2 separate regions of the Mus musculus genome follow, and region 2 is linked to region 1. Evidence: chromatin loops called from intact Hi-C (ENCODE). Cell type or tissue: left cerebral cortex. All regions are shown on one strand. Links, peaks and the distances in the headings refer to the core of each region. The heading gives the core; the rest is flanking DNA.

The links. Peaks named below come from ENCODE experiments on the same cell type or tissue, not always from the same donor. Only the 100,000 strongest peaks of a DNase experiment are listed, where the experiment ranks them.
Region 2: it touches region 1 in a loop (2.2-fold over the local background); 2 of 42 quality-filtered maps call a loop at or near these places.

The regions. Positions count from the first base shown.
Region 1 is chr3:115,901,439-115,910,317 of GRCm38, forward strand. All of the region lies in intron 4 of Dph5 (diphthamide biosynthesis 5), which reads left to right. Among named protein-coding and RNA genes, the nearest start is that of Dph5, 18 kb to the left of the region's middle. In left cerebral cortex, for the core only: a CTCF peak has its summit at 3,805; a DNase peak (open chromatin) is centred at 3,808.
Region 2 is chr3:115,965,199-115,974,077 of GRCm38, forward strand. All of the region lies in intron 8 of Slc30a7 (solute carrier family 30 (zinc transporter), member 7), which reads right to left. Among named protein-coding and RNA genes, the nearest start is that of Mir669n, 10 kb to the right of the region's middle. In left cerebral cortex, for the core only: no CTCF peak of the experiment used is centred there; a DNase peak (open chromatin) is centred at 4,141.

The sequences.
Region 1 (8,879 bases), core at 666-8,665:
GTTGTGCAGACTAAGGACTAAATTTGCTCGCCCTGTCCTTACAATCTTGGATTGTATCAAGAGGTGACTGAAGAGGTCTGTTTGGGAAGGGATTTGCTGTGAGATTTGACCGTTTCCTTATAAGCCCCTGAGATTGTATTTACACTTAATATATTGCTTTAAAAGATTTAGCTTTCATGATTGACTATGTCTTTCTCTAGACAGCTGTGACTCTGTCCCCGTCTTATGTCATAGTATCTGTCTGTGAAATGATAGCGTCTGTGCGGAGCCGGCTGTGCCCTACTCCTCTGCAGAGCCATCTCGAGCTCCAAGAGCATTTACATTTTAGCGAGTACTCAAGTGCTGCTGCATCTGTAGGACACGCCTTGAGAACCACCAACACAGGCCAGTGAAGGACTTAGAAAGTGAACGTATTGACTGAGAGAGCAGAAGCTGCCTACCAGAACTACACCTGCCACGTGGAGGATGTTAGCGGGCTCTTCCCTGTGTTCTCTTGCTTAAGATTGCAAAGGGAAGTAGGTTTCACTTTTGGGAGGTGTCCTGACATCTCTGAATGCTTTGCCACAATTTCAAAAACAGGCATCAAGTTGTTGTAACGAAGGCCTGCTTGGAGTGCCGTGGAAGACCTAGCAAACATGCCTCCTGTCATCTTCACCTCAGTGCAGAGCAGCTACAGACTCCAAACCAAGAGTAGGCACAGGCTTTTCCACTGTCGGTTTGTCGCCCCTCTGAAGCTGGTCTGTTTTTGTTATTTTCTGAAGGAGCTGGCAAGGGCTGTTCAGAAATAGAGTAGACTACTGAGTAGTCTCCTTATCTTGGTAGTTTATTGGACAGCGGGAGATTGTTGTAGGTCAGTGTTATTGATGGCAGTGGAGGGTCGTAGGGTTCTGTACCACAAGTATCATCCTTAGTGAGCATTTCTGTTTTAGAAGCTTACAAGTTAGACATCCATTCAGCAAATACTGTATCTCTCCTCAGTGCCTGCTGGGTAAGCGCCTTGGGATGCAGTAATGAACCTGTCCTCCAGGACCTTGCGGATGGTAGTCTAACTTCCTCATTCTTGTGAACTTCCCCTTTCTCTGGCCGTTGCCTAAGTATTGCCATGTGTCCCTTTGTTTATGTAATGCACGTCTACTCTAGAAAAGTGTAGATCACTTTCAAAAAGTAACAGGCTGTTTTCTGTTTTCATCCCATGACACTAATACTTGTTACTGTTGATGTGTAGCATTCCTAATGTTAGGCTTCCCAGCTTCAGGTAGCTTCATTGTGGGCTAGGACACATGTATGTAGTAATGGATGGAAATACAGCACCGCAAAGGGACACTGAGCTGGGTAATGAGGAGAGCAGAGCTCTGCATAGCCGTCGCCACAGAACTCACCTAAGCTCTGTCTTAGTATTTAACAACTCATTAGCATAGTTATTAAACATTTTCTATTCCCATTAACTTTCTTTTTTAATTTTTATTTAACTTTATTTTGATTTCGTTTCTATTTTTATTTTCCTTCAGTGTAATTTGCCTTTTAATTTGTGTGTGTGGTGGGGTGCATGTGTGTCATAGTAAATACATATAGGTCATGTGACAGCTTGTATTATAGGTTCAGTCCTTCCACCATGTGCATCTCAGGGGTCAAAGTCAGGTCATTACAGTTAGAGAGAGGCAGGTGGCTTTACCCTCTGAGCCAGCTTGCTGGCCCTTGGTTTAATTTTCTGAGACATGGCCTGGTTATATGGCTGAGGCTGGCTATGAACTTGCCATCTCTCTACCTTAGTCTCCCAAGTGCTGACATGCCATGTGTACCACCACTGCTCCTCTACCCACTGTTTTCGAGCACCGAGTCATCGCTCTTTCTAGATTGTGGGTCTCACTGAGCTGTTCTGCTCAGACAGCTCGGCAGATGCCTCTCCCATGTGCAGTGTCAGGGGTCACAGATGCCTCTCCCACGTGCAGTGTTGGGGGTCACAGATGCCTTTCCCATGGGCATTGTTGGGGTCACAGATGCCTCTTCCATGGGCAGTGTCGGGGGTCACATAGTTACTATCAGATCTTTAGCTTACTCACCTTCACATTCCCCATTGCATTTATCACAGCACCATAAAAACAGCCTATGTAAAACCGGTATTTCCTGAGGCAGACTGCTTATGTGTCTTCTGCTTTCCAAATCTGTTATTGTCTTTGAAGTAATATGCTTTAAAATAGAATTCTTTATAGTTAGTCCACAAATGGATTCCCACTTATATATGAAATCAAGATTTTTATAGTTCTTCTCTGACATGTCATAGTCAACATATGTACCTCATATGTAACCATATTTATCATCTTAGTATCAGCAAAAATCAATGTAATATCATTGAAATAAAGTTCATTCTGGATAAGAGCAATGACAACAAAATGTCTCCAGGATCAGTACTCTGAACAGACAAGAAAACTAGTCGTTCTTGAGTCTGTGGGTTTGTGGTGGGCAGTTTGGGCTGACTTTGCTTTCTCTTCGTGTTCACGGATTTAACATGTGGAACCTAATGGATTTCTTTTAAGCAAATTACAATTTCTAATATATATATAATATATATATATATCTCACATTTAAGAAAACAGTAAACCACAGAAAATATTTTAAATACAAGATAACAAGTGTTAAATCCTAATAGAGTAGAGTTTTACAGAGTACCTGTACTGGGTACTTGTACTGTACACGATGGCTCAGGAGGTAAAAGCGCCCAGAACCTACAGTGTGGAAAGAGAGCCAGCTTGCACAGGTGGTCTTTGTGTGCCACATGCATGTCTGCACATGTGTGCATACACACGAAATAGATGCATAAATGTAACAGTGCTGTGTCTGGACTTGTGAGTAGATGGCACTGGTGGTAGCAGTGAGGTGACTTTGAGGCTGTCAGAGCCATTCAGACAAGTGGTGTCAGGGGCGCAAAGCAGTGGAGAGCTGTTTGAGTAGTCAGCATCCTTGGGACTCATGCAGCTGGAGTAGATGGGACTGGGTGCTGGGGAAGCTATCAGAAATGTGAGCTGCAGATTAGAGGCCGGCCAGGCACAGCTCGTCTTTCTAGGTAATTGTTTAAGACCCCTGTCCGTAGTCCATCCTCATTCTTCCCCGTGCTCACCCTGCACCTTCATCCCTTTTCCTCTTTAACTTTCACTTCACAGTCTCTTTCTGGACTCTTTCGGGGGCTTTTTCTCTGAGTGTGGCAAATGTCCTCTCAGAATAGGTAGTGTCCACGTGTCATATCGGCAGGGCCGGGTTACAGCCTGGCAGTCATCTTCCTTATGCATCCTCCCCCTCCGTCTCAATAGTGAGTACCTTACACGGTGGCTGGTTGGATGGATGAAGGGTTCTGTCTTCCTGATTTTGTTTTTCTTTTTTCTTTAGCAAAACATGATCCAGCATCAAGTTAGATTGGCTGCTTTCTCTCTAAGTTATTGCAGATGAAAGCAGAACAGATCTATGTTTCCCCTAGTATTTCTGAAAAAATAGCTGCTTTTGTAGTTTCCAAACTTAGGTTTAAGCAGTAACATTGCCAGATCTGAGACAATAATATTGTCGGGAAGAATGGTGGTAGCACACAGGCCAGAGCTGTAAGACAGCTGGTGTTCAGGCTTCTGCAACCTAAATTCTTGCTGCTGAGATTTGCTCCAGTTGCTTTTTACAGTTTGCTGGTAAGACCTTCGGTTGTGAAACGCAGAAAGCTGATCTTTCTGCTCTTTGAGGTACTAGCATCTCAGTGGTGAAACTGTTTGCATAATGTTCCAGCATCCATTGAAGAAGTTTGCACCCTTGCCACAGGAGGCAGAGTAGCCACAGTTATAAATCAGGGTCCTAAAGGCAGTGCCTAAGTGAGATGGGGCAGCTCACAGTCTTTCACACAGAACACTCCTGTTCTGTTAGATGTGACTAGCATCCCAATTCTCTATTCAAGGCTTGCTCACCCTCTCTTTGAATAAAGAACTTAGCTTCCTTGCTTCCATGGTTTTGTTTCCACGTTTCTTAAAATGTTAGAGCCTCTTAAGTATATAAAAATACAGTTTTCTCCTGAAGGCTTTTATGGAATAAGTGTTTCAAGTTTGATGGGAGGTGATAAGTCCCCTTTAAGATGTCTAGTTGAACTTGTACTAAGAGTAGTTGTGCATATTTAGTAGTTTTGATCTCAGCTAATGAAGAGAGCAGTTTGATTTTATCAAGACACAGCAGTTCAGAACATCTTCATTTAGTCATGAGCATTATTACATCATATACTCAGCCCTAGCCGTGTTTCGAGGCATGACTGGGTACTCAGTACGCACTTGGGTATTCAATCTTTACAAGGATTCTGATTATGCTCACTGTGCAGGAGGGTCCTTTCCAGATCCAAGGTGTCATTTGATTTATCACTGACCTCATAGCTAACCAGAACCGCTGTTGTGAGCCCAGAGCCTTTGTCAGCTCTGAGAGCAATCACCTTTTTCACAGGGCCAGAGATTCATTTCCTCATCATTTTAAACATGTGTCTACTATGTGCCTTGCACATAGTAGGTGATTTATAGTCACTCTTTGTTGGGTGAATTGGTTTCACAGAAGACAGAGGAAATCCTGCTAGACAGGGCAGGAAGTCACAACGCTGAAAACTTGGAGCAGCATGGTCTTTGTACAGTGACCTGTGAACACAGCTCTTACAGCATGTAACATGTAGCTTGGCTTCTCTGAGGATGATTTGTTTGGATAACTTTCAAATGGGCTTTGAGAATAAAGCTCGTTAATAGGTAAATTGGAGTCTGTATCACACTAAGGACGTGATGACCATCCCTTCAGGACTCAGGAAGTGATGTGACTGTGAGCTTGTAAGACCCGGCATACAGAACTTGTAAGACCCGGCATACAGAACTTGTAAGACCCGGCATACAGAACTTGTAAGACCCGGCATACAGAGCCTGAGAACTGTAAGACCCGGCATACAGAACTGTAAGACCCGGCATACAGAGCCTGAGAACTGTAAGACCCGGCATACAGAACTTGTAAGACCCGGCATACAGAGCCTGAGAACTGTAAGACCCGGCATACAGAGCCTGAGAACTGTAAGACCCGGCATACAGAGCCTGAGAACTGTGAGACCCGGCATACAGAACTGTAAGACCCGGCATACAGAACTGTAAGACCCGGCATACAGAGCCTGAGAACTGTAAGACCCGGCATACAGAACTGTAAGACCCGGCATACAGAGCCTGAGAACTGTAAGACCCGGCATACAGAGCCTGAGAACTGTGAGACCCGGCATACAGAGCCTGAGAACTGTGAGACCCGGCATACAGAACTGTAAGACCCGGCATACAGAGCCTGAGAACTGTAAGACCCGGCATACAGAGCCTGAGAACTGTAAGACCCGGCATACAGAACTTGTAAGACCCGGCATACAGAGCCTGAGAACTGTAAGACCCGGCATACAGAACTTGTAAGACCCGGCATACAGAGCCTGAGAACTGTGAGACCCGGCATACAGAGCCTGAGAACTGTGAGACCCGGCATACAGAGCCTGAGAACTGTAAGACCCGGCATACAGAACTGTAAGACCCGGCATACAGAGCCTGAGAACTGTAAGACCCGGCATACAGAACTGTAAGACCCGGCATACAGAGCCTGAGAACTGTAAGACCCGGCATACAGAGCCTGAGAACTGTAAGACCCGGCATACAGAGCCTGAGAACTGTGAGACCCGGCATACAGAGCCTGAGAACTGTGAGACCCGGCATACAGAGCCTGAGAACTGTAAGACCCGGCATACAGAACTGTAAGACCCGGCATACAGAGCCTGAGAACTGTAAGACCCGGCATACAGAGCCTGAGAACTGTGAGACCCGGCATACAGAGCCTGAGAACTGTGAGACCCGGCATACAGAGCCTGAGAACTGTAAGACCCGGCATACAGAACTGTAAGACCCGGCATACAGAGCCTGAGAACTGTAAGACCCGGCATACAGAACTGTAAGACCCGGCATACAGAGCCTGAGAACTGTAAGACCCGGCATACAGAGCCTGAGAACTGTAAGACCCGGCATACAGAGCCTGAGAACTGTAAGACCCGGCATACAGAACTGTAAGACCCGGCATACAGAGCCTGAGAACTGTGAGCTGCTCGGGGCCATAGGGAGGGATGCCCAGAGCGCCCCACCTTTTCTCGCTTCCTTCCTGTCTGCTTTCTGGCATCTCTAGCCACAGCTTCTGAAACCATGGTGAGAAGGAAGCTATAGTACAGGAAACGGCATCACCAGTGCCTACTTGGGACCCAACTCCTGTTTTCTCAGAAGAACACAAGGCTTAGGAAAGTTAAATGCTTTCTAATCTGTGACATGTTTCTAGATTTTCAATGTCTGCGCTTTCGTAATTTCTTATAAGTCTTATTAAACTGTTTAGAAGAATTGAGTCATTCTCTAACTTCAGCATTGTGCTTTCCTGTACATTGTCTTGGAAAACAGATCTCTTTTGTACAATGCCCCTATAAACACTATTATAATATTAATATGTAACTTCACCATGTGAATAATGGTTATGTGTCAGTTGATCCCATAGCTGGGGATGGGTTCTATTGGCACTGTTCCTGCACAGCTAGCGAGTTACAGAGCCAGCCTCTAAAGCTTCACTGTCCTTGAGTGGGCTAGTGTAGGTCGTGGTTTAAAAAGTCAAGCTTCATAAATTCATTCTTTTTAATAGCTGAGTAGTACTCCATTGTGTAGATGTACCACATTTTCTGTATCCATTCCTCTGTTGAGGGGCATCTGGGTTCTTTCCAGCTTCTGGCTATTATAAATAAGGCTGCTATGAACATAGTGGAGCATGTGTCCTCCTAGCCAAATGGATGGACCTGGAGGGCATCATCCTGAGTGAGGTAACACATTCACAAAGGAACTCACACAATATGTACTCACTGATAAGTGGATATTAGCCCAAAACCTAGGATACCCAAGATATAAGATACAATTTCCTAAACACATGAAACTCAAGAAAAATGAAGACTGAAGTGTGGACACTATGCCCCTCCTTAGAAGTGGGAACAAAACACCCTTGGAAGGAGTTACAGAGACAAAGTTTGGAGCTGAGATGAAAGGATGGACCATGTAGAGACTGCCTTATCCAGGGATCCACCCCATAATCAGCATCCAAACGCTGACACCATTGCATACACTAGCAAGATTTTATCGAAAGGACCCAGATGTAGCTGTCTCTTGTGAGACTATGCCGGGGCCTAGCAAACACAGAAGTGGATGCCCACAGTCAGCTAATGGATGGATCACAGGGCTCCCAATGGAGGAGCTAGAGAAAGTACCCAAGGTGCTAAAGGGATCTGCAACCCTATAGGTGGATCAACATTATGAACTAACCAGTACCCCGGAGCTCTTGACTCTAGCTGCATATGTATCAAAAGATGGCCTAGTCGGCCATCACTGGAAAGAGAGGCCCATTGGACACACAAACTTTATATGCCCCAGAACAGGGGAACGCCAGGGCCAAAAAGGGGGAGTGGGCGGGTAGGGGAGTGGGGATGGGTGGGTATGGGGGACTTTTGGTATAGCATTGGAAATGTAAATGAGCTAAATACCTAATAAAAAATGGAAAGAAAAAAAAAAAAGAAGAAGTACAGAGGAAAAAAAAAAAAAAAAGTCAAGCTTCTTGGTTATAGTGATAGGGAAATGAGGTGAACCACTAGGGTGATGTTGGGAGCCGCCCCCACATTCGCCGTTACAAGATGGCGCTGACATCCTGTGTTCTAAGTGGTAAACAAATAATCTGCGCATGTGCCAAGGGTATCTTATGACTACTTGTGCTCTGCCTTCCCCGTGACGTCAACTCGGCCGATGGGCTGCAGCCAATCAAGGAGTGACACGTCCGAGGCGAAGGAGAATGCTCCTTAAGAGGGACGGGGTTTCGTTCTCTCTCTCTCTTGTCTCTCGCTCTCTCTCTTGCTTTTCTCTCTCTCTTGCTTTTCTCTCTCTCTTGCTTCTTGCTCTCTTTTCCTGAAGATGTAAGAATAAAGCTTTGCCGCAGAAGATTCTGGTCTGTGGTGTTCTTCCTGGCCGGTCGTGAGAACGCGTCTAATAACAATTGGTGCCGAATTCCGGGACGAGAAAAAAACTCGGGACTGGCGCAAGGAGGATCCCTCATTCCGGAACCAGAACTGCGGATCACGTTTATAAAGGTTCCCGTAACACAGACTGTTGAGAAGGATTCAACTGCCGAATTCAGAACTCATCAGCTGGGGAACGACGGTGATAAAGGTTCCCGTAAAGCAGACTGTTGAGAAGGATTCAACTGCCGAATTCAGAACTCATCAGCTGGGGAACGACGGTGATAAAGGTTCCCGTAAAGCAGACTGTTGAGAAGGATTCAACTGCCGAATTCAGAACTCATCAGCTGGGGAACGGAAGTGAGAAATGGCTTTACCAGGTATGTTTGGCCTTGAATTTTTTCTGGTGTTAGGAGCCCTTTTGTTCCTTTTCACATGTTATATAGTGCTTAAGATAGGGCTGAAAATTCTAGAGGAAATTCAGGACAGTCTATCAGAAGTAAAGCGGGGAGAGAGAGTAGGAGCAAGGAGAAACGGTAAGTATACAGGCCTTTCCAAGGGTCTTGAACCCGAGGAAAAGTTAAGGTTAGGTAGGAATACCTGGAGAGAGATTAGAAGAAAAAGAGGAAAAAGGGAGAAGAAAAAAGATCGATTAGCGGAGGTCTCTAGGAGATACTCGTCACTAGATGAGCTCAGGAAGCCAGCTCTTAGTAGCTCTGAAGCAAGTGAAGAATCCTCCTCTGAGGAAACAGACTGGGAGGAAGAAGCAGCCCATTACCAGCCAGCTAATCGGTCAAGAAAAAAGCCAAAAGCGGCTGGCGAAGGCCAGTTTGCTAAT
Region 2 (8,879 bases), core at 308-8,307, 63 kb after region 1:
CCACATTTGTGCTTGGTGCCCAGAGTTCTTAGAGGGTATCGGATCCCCTGGCTGTAAGCCACCATATGGAAGCTAGAATGAAACCAGAGTCCCCTGAAACAGCAACAAGTGCTCTTAACTACTGAGCCATCTCTACAGACCCTAACTGGTTCTCCTAATAAAATAGGTTTCCTTCATTTTACTGAATAAGAAACTAATAATCATGTCACCAAACCATCAATATAATTAAAAGGAAATCTAAAAATGCCAAGAGACAACACAATCAATGAAAGAAGCAAAAAGGTTTCACAAAAGGCACATAGCTTTACAAGAGGTAAGAATAAATTCCAACTATACGTATTGAACATCAGGAGACAGATATATTGAAGAGAGTGAGACCAGAAGGGACCCGGCCAAGGCCAACAAGTAATCCTCTCTGGCTCTCCCTTCCATTAGACCAGGAGCTCCCTGGAGTCAGATAGCATGAAAAAGAGCACACCACAGTAGTAAGGGAATGCAAATCTCAAAGGAATTGCTGTCAAGCTTCCCAAGAGCTTTCTTTTGTAGGCAAGCAGACCATTAACAATGTCCTGATTGGCAGGTTCAAACCCATTTGAATAGCACACAACATATTACAAGGTAGTTATAATCACTTCTACTTTAAAGATGAAAACTGTGAGAGGCAAAGTAGATTGTTAAGGTCACTGTGTAAATAGGAAAGGACTGAGGCAGGCCCCATATAGAGAACCTCGATGTGGGTTTCTAACTGGTGTACTGCACTGGATGCTGGTTCCCCAGAAATGCGGAGGAGTTGTGGATGTGCAAAGGAAACCATGTTTTTAAAGGACTAATTAAGCAAAAGAACAAAGTAAGCTTGATGCAGACTGCACCTAGCAGCAGAGAATCCTAAGCTACACATAGACGAATAACAAAACCATTACTACTGAAGACTTAAAGGTCAGTCATCCTTTTCTTCTTGCAGCAAGTAAACGAAGACCACGCTTCCTACCTTTTAAACTGTGTGTATTTCAAAGGCTAAAACTATTGATGATTCTCTAGTCAGAGAGACAGCAAGGAGCCACCAAGATCCTCAGAAGGTAAAGGCATTTTGCTTGCAAGCCTGGTGAAATAAGTCTGATTTCTGATACCAACATAAAAACTGTTTTCACAAAGTTGTCATCTGACCACCACATTCACACAGTGGCACACATACTTCACACACTACACAAAAATGCACAAAAATAATATTAAAATGTTTAGAAAGAGATGATATTAAAATATAGACTCTCATTTCAAATATCTTCCCTCTGTCTTCTTAGGGTAGCTATATTTACTTGGTTTGTGGTTTTTTTCCCCCCTTCAATGTTTCTTTTCACAAAATATGTAGATATTTTCCTTTTTATATAAATAACTGCAGAGCTCTTATAGAATGTATGCTATACATCTCTCGTGGAAGTAATGCGTTTTAGGGACTCTCTAGTTCTCAGAAGCCTGCATCTTGGAAACCATACCACATCACCAGACACCATCTATGGTCTTTGTTAGAGCTCCTTGCACACAACTTCCTTACTGAAGGACGAATAGCTGTGCAATTTCCAATATTTTTCTTAGAAACAAACAGCCACAAGAATAATTTTATGAATATATCTTTTTTATGTTTTTGCCAACTTATCTGTGGGATCTGTCTCTAGGTGGAGAACTGGTTGCTCACAAATGCCAGTGTCTTAACATTTCTCTTTACAGAGACAATTCTTATTCCTATCCTCAGTATATTAAAAGACCTACTCTGCCCATATCGTTACTACAAGATTGGAAATTTATCCTGATCAGTAAGACATGCTGTCTTATTGCAGTTTGAATCTGTCTTTGTTGTTGTTATTGCTGCTGTTTTATGAGTGAGACTGAGCTAAGTCATTTGTAAGCTGAGGAGATAGGTCACTATCTATAGGGCAAGCCTGAGACCTGAGTTCAATTCCCAGGTCTTGCACAATAAAAGGCAGATGTGGTGGTGCATACCTGCAATTCCAAGGCCAAGGAGGCAGAGACAGGTACATTTCTGGAACTTGCTGGACAGTTGGTTTAGCCTATCCAGACACGTGTCCAAGAAAAAATAGGGTTGCCAACTACCCTTGCACATACATGTATACATGCATCCAAACTCACATGAGCATTATACACATGAATATGTGTATAGATATATCATTTGTAGCGTATCTTTTCTGTGAACTAAATAAACTTATATTTCTGCCTTTTTTTTCCATTGTGTTAGTCTTTTACAATTTTTTCTGGCATTCTGGAGATTAAACCCAGGGCCTCATATTTACGAAGCAAGTACTCTACCACTGAGCTACATGGCTTCTAGTTTAACTTTTACTCTTAGAGGCTGTCTCTATACCAGTCATTTTTATTCAAGTTGATTATGCCTTTTGAACTTCCTTTTATGCTTTTTCCTAGGCCAAATTCTTATTTATTAATTTCATTACATATAATCTATTTATTCTGAGTGCATGTGTGTGGTTGCACAGGTGTCACAAAGTGTGCACGGTGGTCACAGGACAACTTATATGGGTTGGTTTTCTTCTTTCACCATGGAGGTCCCAGGATGGAATTCAGGTCCTCAGGCTTGGTGGCAAGCCCCTTTACCAGCTGAGCCATCTTGTCCTCCATCCCCCATATGGCTCACCTCACCCACCATTTCCTTCTAAGTCTGAGCCACAGCCATCACTAGTACTCTCATGCAGCTAAGTCACTCAGTCATGGCTTCTTCTAGTGCTAACGTGCTTTTGCATTTGACTTTTCTGGCTCAAAGCCATTGGCAGTTTCTCCAGGTCTAGAACATAAGGTACATTTCCAAGTGTATCTTTTTCCACATGGCAATGCCATTATTGAAAGGCATCTTTTACCCCTGATCTATGATGCTGCATGTGCACAAAAAATGCATCTGCTCCAGGACTCACTGGTCTGAACCGCAAGTCATTTTGCTTTCCAGGCACATCACTTTTAGTTATAAAGACACATGTTAGGCTTGTTTTCCCTTACCTACCTTACAATCAATATTTACTAACTCTTCTCCAGAGATGGATGGAAGGAAGGAAGGAAGGAAGGAAGGAAGGAAGGAAAGAAGGAAGGAAGGAAGGAAAGAAGGAAGGAAGGAACGAACGAACCAAGGGCCATTGCATTTGTCCAAATGTCTCTTTGGCATCTCTGGCAATGATCTCATGGTTTTCTCTCTCCATTGTTTAATATGACAAATAATATGCATAAACTCTGTAATACTGAATTACCTTTGCTTTCTTAGAATGAACACAAATTGTACATGATTTCCAGAAGACTTTTTGAAAATAGCACTGAATGTTCTAAATTATAACAAATCTGGAATTGAATAAATATCAGATAATTCTGAACTCCTGTAGCTTGAAAATCATTTTACAGACTACAGATCTGAGGCCTCCAGGGATGGATTTGCCCATCATTTCTGGTGGTTTTGACAAACACTGGTGCCATTCTGTTGATTTATTTTAAGGAACCAGAATCGCACCACTGTGTAACAAGAAAACATCTGGAGACAATGCACACCCTGCACAAGGACACTCAGTGGACGACAGAAAGCAGCACGAGACCCCGAGGAAGCGCTTGGGACCTGCGCTTTTCTGCTCTCTCACCCAGTCAGCCAGTCATCAGCCACTGGTCTGCACTGACGAACCCTAGCTCTTTTCTAAGTGTGGGGCTGGACATTTAGAAAACAGAAGAGAAAGGAAAAAATGAGTCACATACCTTAAAGTGACCCTTAGTGAGTCACTCAGATATATAATCCCCCATTCTCAAGTGTGTGGGAAACCCGTGGCTCACTTCAATGCAATGGAGTACAACTAAGGCAAAGTGAATTTAAGATGTATTTTGAGGTACAAATGAGTTGATTTTTAGTTCATCAAGGAAAAAACCCTGGCGATGCCTGACTTGATCAGAGCCAAGCCCTTAAGAGTGGGTCTAAAGTATTGGTTGAGGCCAAATACTCCTCTGCGATTCTGAAGAAGCAAGCCACCATGAGCTAACAGCTGCATGCTCAGGATTTCTGCTGACAACCACATAAGTTTGCAAGATGACCCTGAGCCTCAGAGGAGGCTGTAGCCCCAGCCAACACATTAGTTACAGCTTTGTGAGGCCTGAGCAGAGAAGGCAGCTGGGCTCTGCCCAGAATACTGATCATGGAAACTGTGAGGTAACCATCCAGCCTGGGACAATCTGTGTAGTCAGCCATTCCCCACAGCCCCCTTCCTATTTCACGTGTAAGGCTTCAGCCACTTCACAAAGAGAGATCCCATTCATCCCAAACAAGACTGCAGAGAGCTATGCCAGGATTTCACATCTTTGGGGTAGGAAAAAGGGAAAATATGAAATAGTGGCATCTTATAAGCCTTTAAATAAAAGCAACGAAAGTAAGGTACAGTTTTATGCTTTCTTTTTTTTTTTTTAAGATGTATTTATTTATGTGAGTACACTGTTGCTGTCTTCAGATAGACCAGAAGGGGGGGTGGATCCCATTACAGATGGTTGTGAGCCACCATGTGGTTGCTGGGAACTGAACTCAGGTCCATCTGTAAGAGTAGGCTTCCTTTATAATGACTCATGGATGAACAGTGGTCAGAAACAAGGAACTCTACAGTAGGGTTGTCTGGATTTGGATATATGGATATACATTTATATTTCATTAATGACCTCTCCTCCTTTATCTGACAGATCCTGACAAAAAATGCATGGCTCTTGAGGGAAGAGTGAGACTTCTGTTAAAGTAACAGTAAAACTCTACTTCTTGCAATGTTACTTACACACAGAGCTTTTGCAAGCTTCTATTGTAAAGACTCGACTCTCTCATCTCTGCAGGTCAGAGATGGCTGCCCTCATTTAAACTGTAATGTCAGAGTTGTTGTTATTTAGTAATCTTTGCCCTCTGGTTCTGAAAACTCACTCTACTTCTTAAAGCAATCTACAGTGTGTCAATTCTTATTTTCCATTATTAGCCTTGGCTCATAGCATGCTGGAAGTATATCCTGTGTCAACAATCCGTAAAAAGGCATTTAATCACATAATCATGAAACTTAAAAAGCAACAACAACAACAACAAGATCCACATTCATGGATGAGAGCAGAACCATAATTCGAGCCATCCAAGCCTCAGTCTGGGTCTCCAGAACCCAAAACACTACTGTGAACCAAGTCCACGGTGTCAGGCTGAGGGCGGGAGTCCTGCTGTGCTGACGGGCCTATCTACTGACTCCTGCTACATCCAGCACCACTGTTTTAGAAAATGGGGATGATAAATTCAGAGGTGTAAGTAGTTAGGAACAGGGGGGCTTCAGAAGTCTGGGCTTCCGAGACTCCTCAGGGCCGACAGGAAACAGGACGAAGGGGACCATAGATTAGGATACTGTGATTAAAGGCGCATGAAGGCAACCAAGTGCTTTTCCCATAAATAAAGAGCTAAAGTTTTATGCACAGGAACTATGATGGAAAACAACCACAGCCTGAAAACCAGGCAAGAGGCCGATAACAGCATTTTGATCCTAAGCGATTTATTCTGGAAGCATCAATAAGGTACTCATAGGTTTAAAAACTTTCTGAAATGTCTACTTAAAAAAATCAGCAGATCAACACTTACCTTGTTATGTGAGTCAACTTTCCATACTATTACAAATACACCGAGCTACCAAACTATAAAGAGAAATGGTTTCTCTGGCTCAGTTGTCACAGGCAGTCATTATTTTCAGGCCCATGGCAGGGCACTTCATGACAGACTAGGAATGACAGTGCAGATTCACTTCATAGAGCCAACAAGCAAACACAAGAGAAGGGGCCAGAGTCTCACTACTTCCTTCGGGGACATACCCCAGTGACCTGAGGACCTTCACCAGGCTGTACCTGGTTCCACCATCTCCCAATTGTGCTCCAATCAAGACCAAGCCTTTACTACACGGGCCTTTCTCCGGGTGACACTTCAGGTCCAGGGCACTTTTTTTTTTCATGTTGTGTATGTGTGTGTGCATGGGTGTGTAGGTATGCAGCTCTATCCATGTGACACCTGACTTTAGGACAGAAGAAACAATACGATGTGTCTGTTGCTGAAAGGGAAACGGATTACTGAGACGCTCACATGGGAAGACCGCACCGCACCGCACAGCACTCGTCTCTTCAGTCTGAATCAGTTTACATCCGTGGCCCAGTACTTCCCTCAGCAGAGAACAAGCCCTTAAAGAGGAGGCAAAGTGACTGACTCCGAACCTACAAACTGCTTGTGTCTTCAGGTACTAATCAGCTGTTTGAAAAACAACATTTCCCCCAGGAAAAACTGCAAGAGGAGTGGGCTCCAGGTGGACTTGTGACATTCACACAGCGTTAACTTCTGACGGTAAGCAACGGCATCAAAGCCACCAATGTTCTTTAAGGGAAACTTAGTGAGCGTCAAGTGAAAACAAACCTCACTCCCGTTCTGTGATCCTAAGAACCAAAACCCCATCTGCCCTCCCTGGCTAGGAAACAACCGTGTCCTCAAGCAGCTAACGCATACTTAACATTGCATACACTAACCATTGAGGGGTATTTATGACCCGTCTCTGTCTCTCCCTCCTGTGTGCATGCATGTGTGTGTGTGCGTGTGTGTGTGCGTGTGTGTGTGTGTGTGTGCGTGTGTGTGTGTGTGTGTGTGTGTGTGTAAGGGAAAATGGGTAAGATTGGAGTTTGCTGAAGTAACCAATTTCTATGGTTTATAGACAAAGGCAAAAACTGACTGAATTAGTGTTCTGTCCTTAGAGTGTAAAAGGTGATCCAGTAAAACCACTGCACGCTTGTTCCACGGTAGCATTACGTCATAGACTCTGTTCTGTCAGCGTTCTCGAGTCAATGCTATTGAATTCTTTCAATATTTGTAGAGATCCTCTCTGCCTGCATCTCCTAACTCAGGTTCTTCATAGGAACCACTAAACACACATGACCAGAGTGAGGGCCTCTTAGCTCCTCGAGGACAGCACAGGCCCAGCACTTTCTAGATGCACCGGTGAGAAATGCTTAGTACCTGTAAATAGGTGCCTTGTGTGCCCCAGAAAGCTAGTTAGAAAATGGTGTTAAATTGACCAGTCACTGTAACTCTGGGGCAACAGTGTCCAATTCGTTCAGTCTCACAAACTGAAAACGTATACAAGCAGGAGATAAAATTCTGAGAGATTGTTTTCTTGTGCCTCACACGGCCCAAAGAATAGTAAACGTAGCCACTTGAAAGGCAAACCACAACGGAAATTGTTAGGGAACGCCTAAAAACATTTCTGAAAAAGATAAAATGCCTACAATCTCTTATATATGACTATATGGAGATAGAGTAGTTTCCTATGTGTGATTTTTGGTCATTATAAAGCACAAATAATTGGAATCAATTATAGTTTGCCAAAGTTGGCGTCCTGGTCAAATCATGAACATCTGAAGAGTGACTTGTCAGTCGCTTTATAGAATGCCACCTGCAGAGCTTGTTTTCGTCATGCATGGCCTTCTAGCTCTTACCTCTAATCACACCCGGTGCTTGTCATTGCTCAACCCTCTAAATCTGCCTTGAAAATGAGTATTTCCCTCAGTATGATAAAAAATAAATGTATTATTTAAAACTTCTTATACAAAACAGGAGGACATTCTTTTATGTACATCTACATGACTGTTTTTGTTTTTCATAAGTACAAAATACAAGAAGGATGAGGACTGGAAGACTTCACAAACAGATAATAGTAATAAAGAAGTCTAGGAGGCTTCAGAAGCTGCCTGAGACAACGCGCACTGCTGTGTCCTCCCGGGTCCTCCCACCGAGCGTGGCGCTGGCTCCCTTTTATTCAAGTGGTGAACACAATCGCACTAAGTCAATGGGATCATTTAGAGCTTGCAGTGACACATCCAATTTCCTCCGCTTTCTACTTCCTTCCAATGCCAGCTTTCTCGTGGGAGGAGAAGGGGGCGACCCACTGTAAACTGCACCCGAGATCCATTTCCGGGAACTAATATTCTCTCTCTGCAGCTTCCACTCCGGCTCCTCACTGAGAAACAAAAGTCACCACAGTACAAACCAGTGTTGCCCAGAAATTCTCACTCCCCATTGCTTGGGGCCAGAAAATGTTGGGAGAAAACCAACTGTGGGAAGTGACCTCCACTGTCAAAGGGAAAACTGAGTCTGTCTAGATGAGAAAGGACAGAGCAGGTTTCCACAACACACTTTACCTGGACAATACGGCACAGAAAACATGGAGAGATTGGAAAGAAAAATGCTTTTTAGTTTTTCTTGCTGTATAACCCAGGCTGGTCTCAGAGTGGAAGTCTGCTCCCTCAGCCTCCCAGGTGCTAGGACCATGGCGCCTGTCACCATGCCCAGAGTCTACAGGCTCAATAATATACCAGAAGGTCAGTCTTGTGAGTGGAGTGGAACCCCATCTATGCCCCTACTGATGAGCATGGCGTTCCTTATAAAAGCACAGGTTTTACAGGAAAGGCAATACTGAGTTGGTACTTGAGATAAGGTTTAAGATTTCTCAGGTAGACTTATGGGAGATGGGGGCAGGGGGCTGGCTCCTCACTTTTCTTTCTACTTTTACCTCACTGTTCACTCCAATGCACACACACCTCCCAACCGTTTGAGTATCAGAGGCACATTCTTGGTCAATGAAGAGCTGAGCACTTGGCCTTTTTTGATCTGCCACCTCTATCGCTTTCTCTCTTTACTCCTGGTTTAGGTATCCATGTAGAGCACCCATCCTTTAGTCACTATACAATGCTCTTTTCTTCCACCTCACTGATTATAACTCAGACCTTAGATGTCAATTTTAAGCATATCACATCTATTTTTATTTTATGTGTATGAGTGCCCTACCTGCATA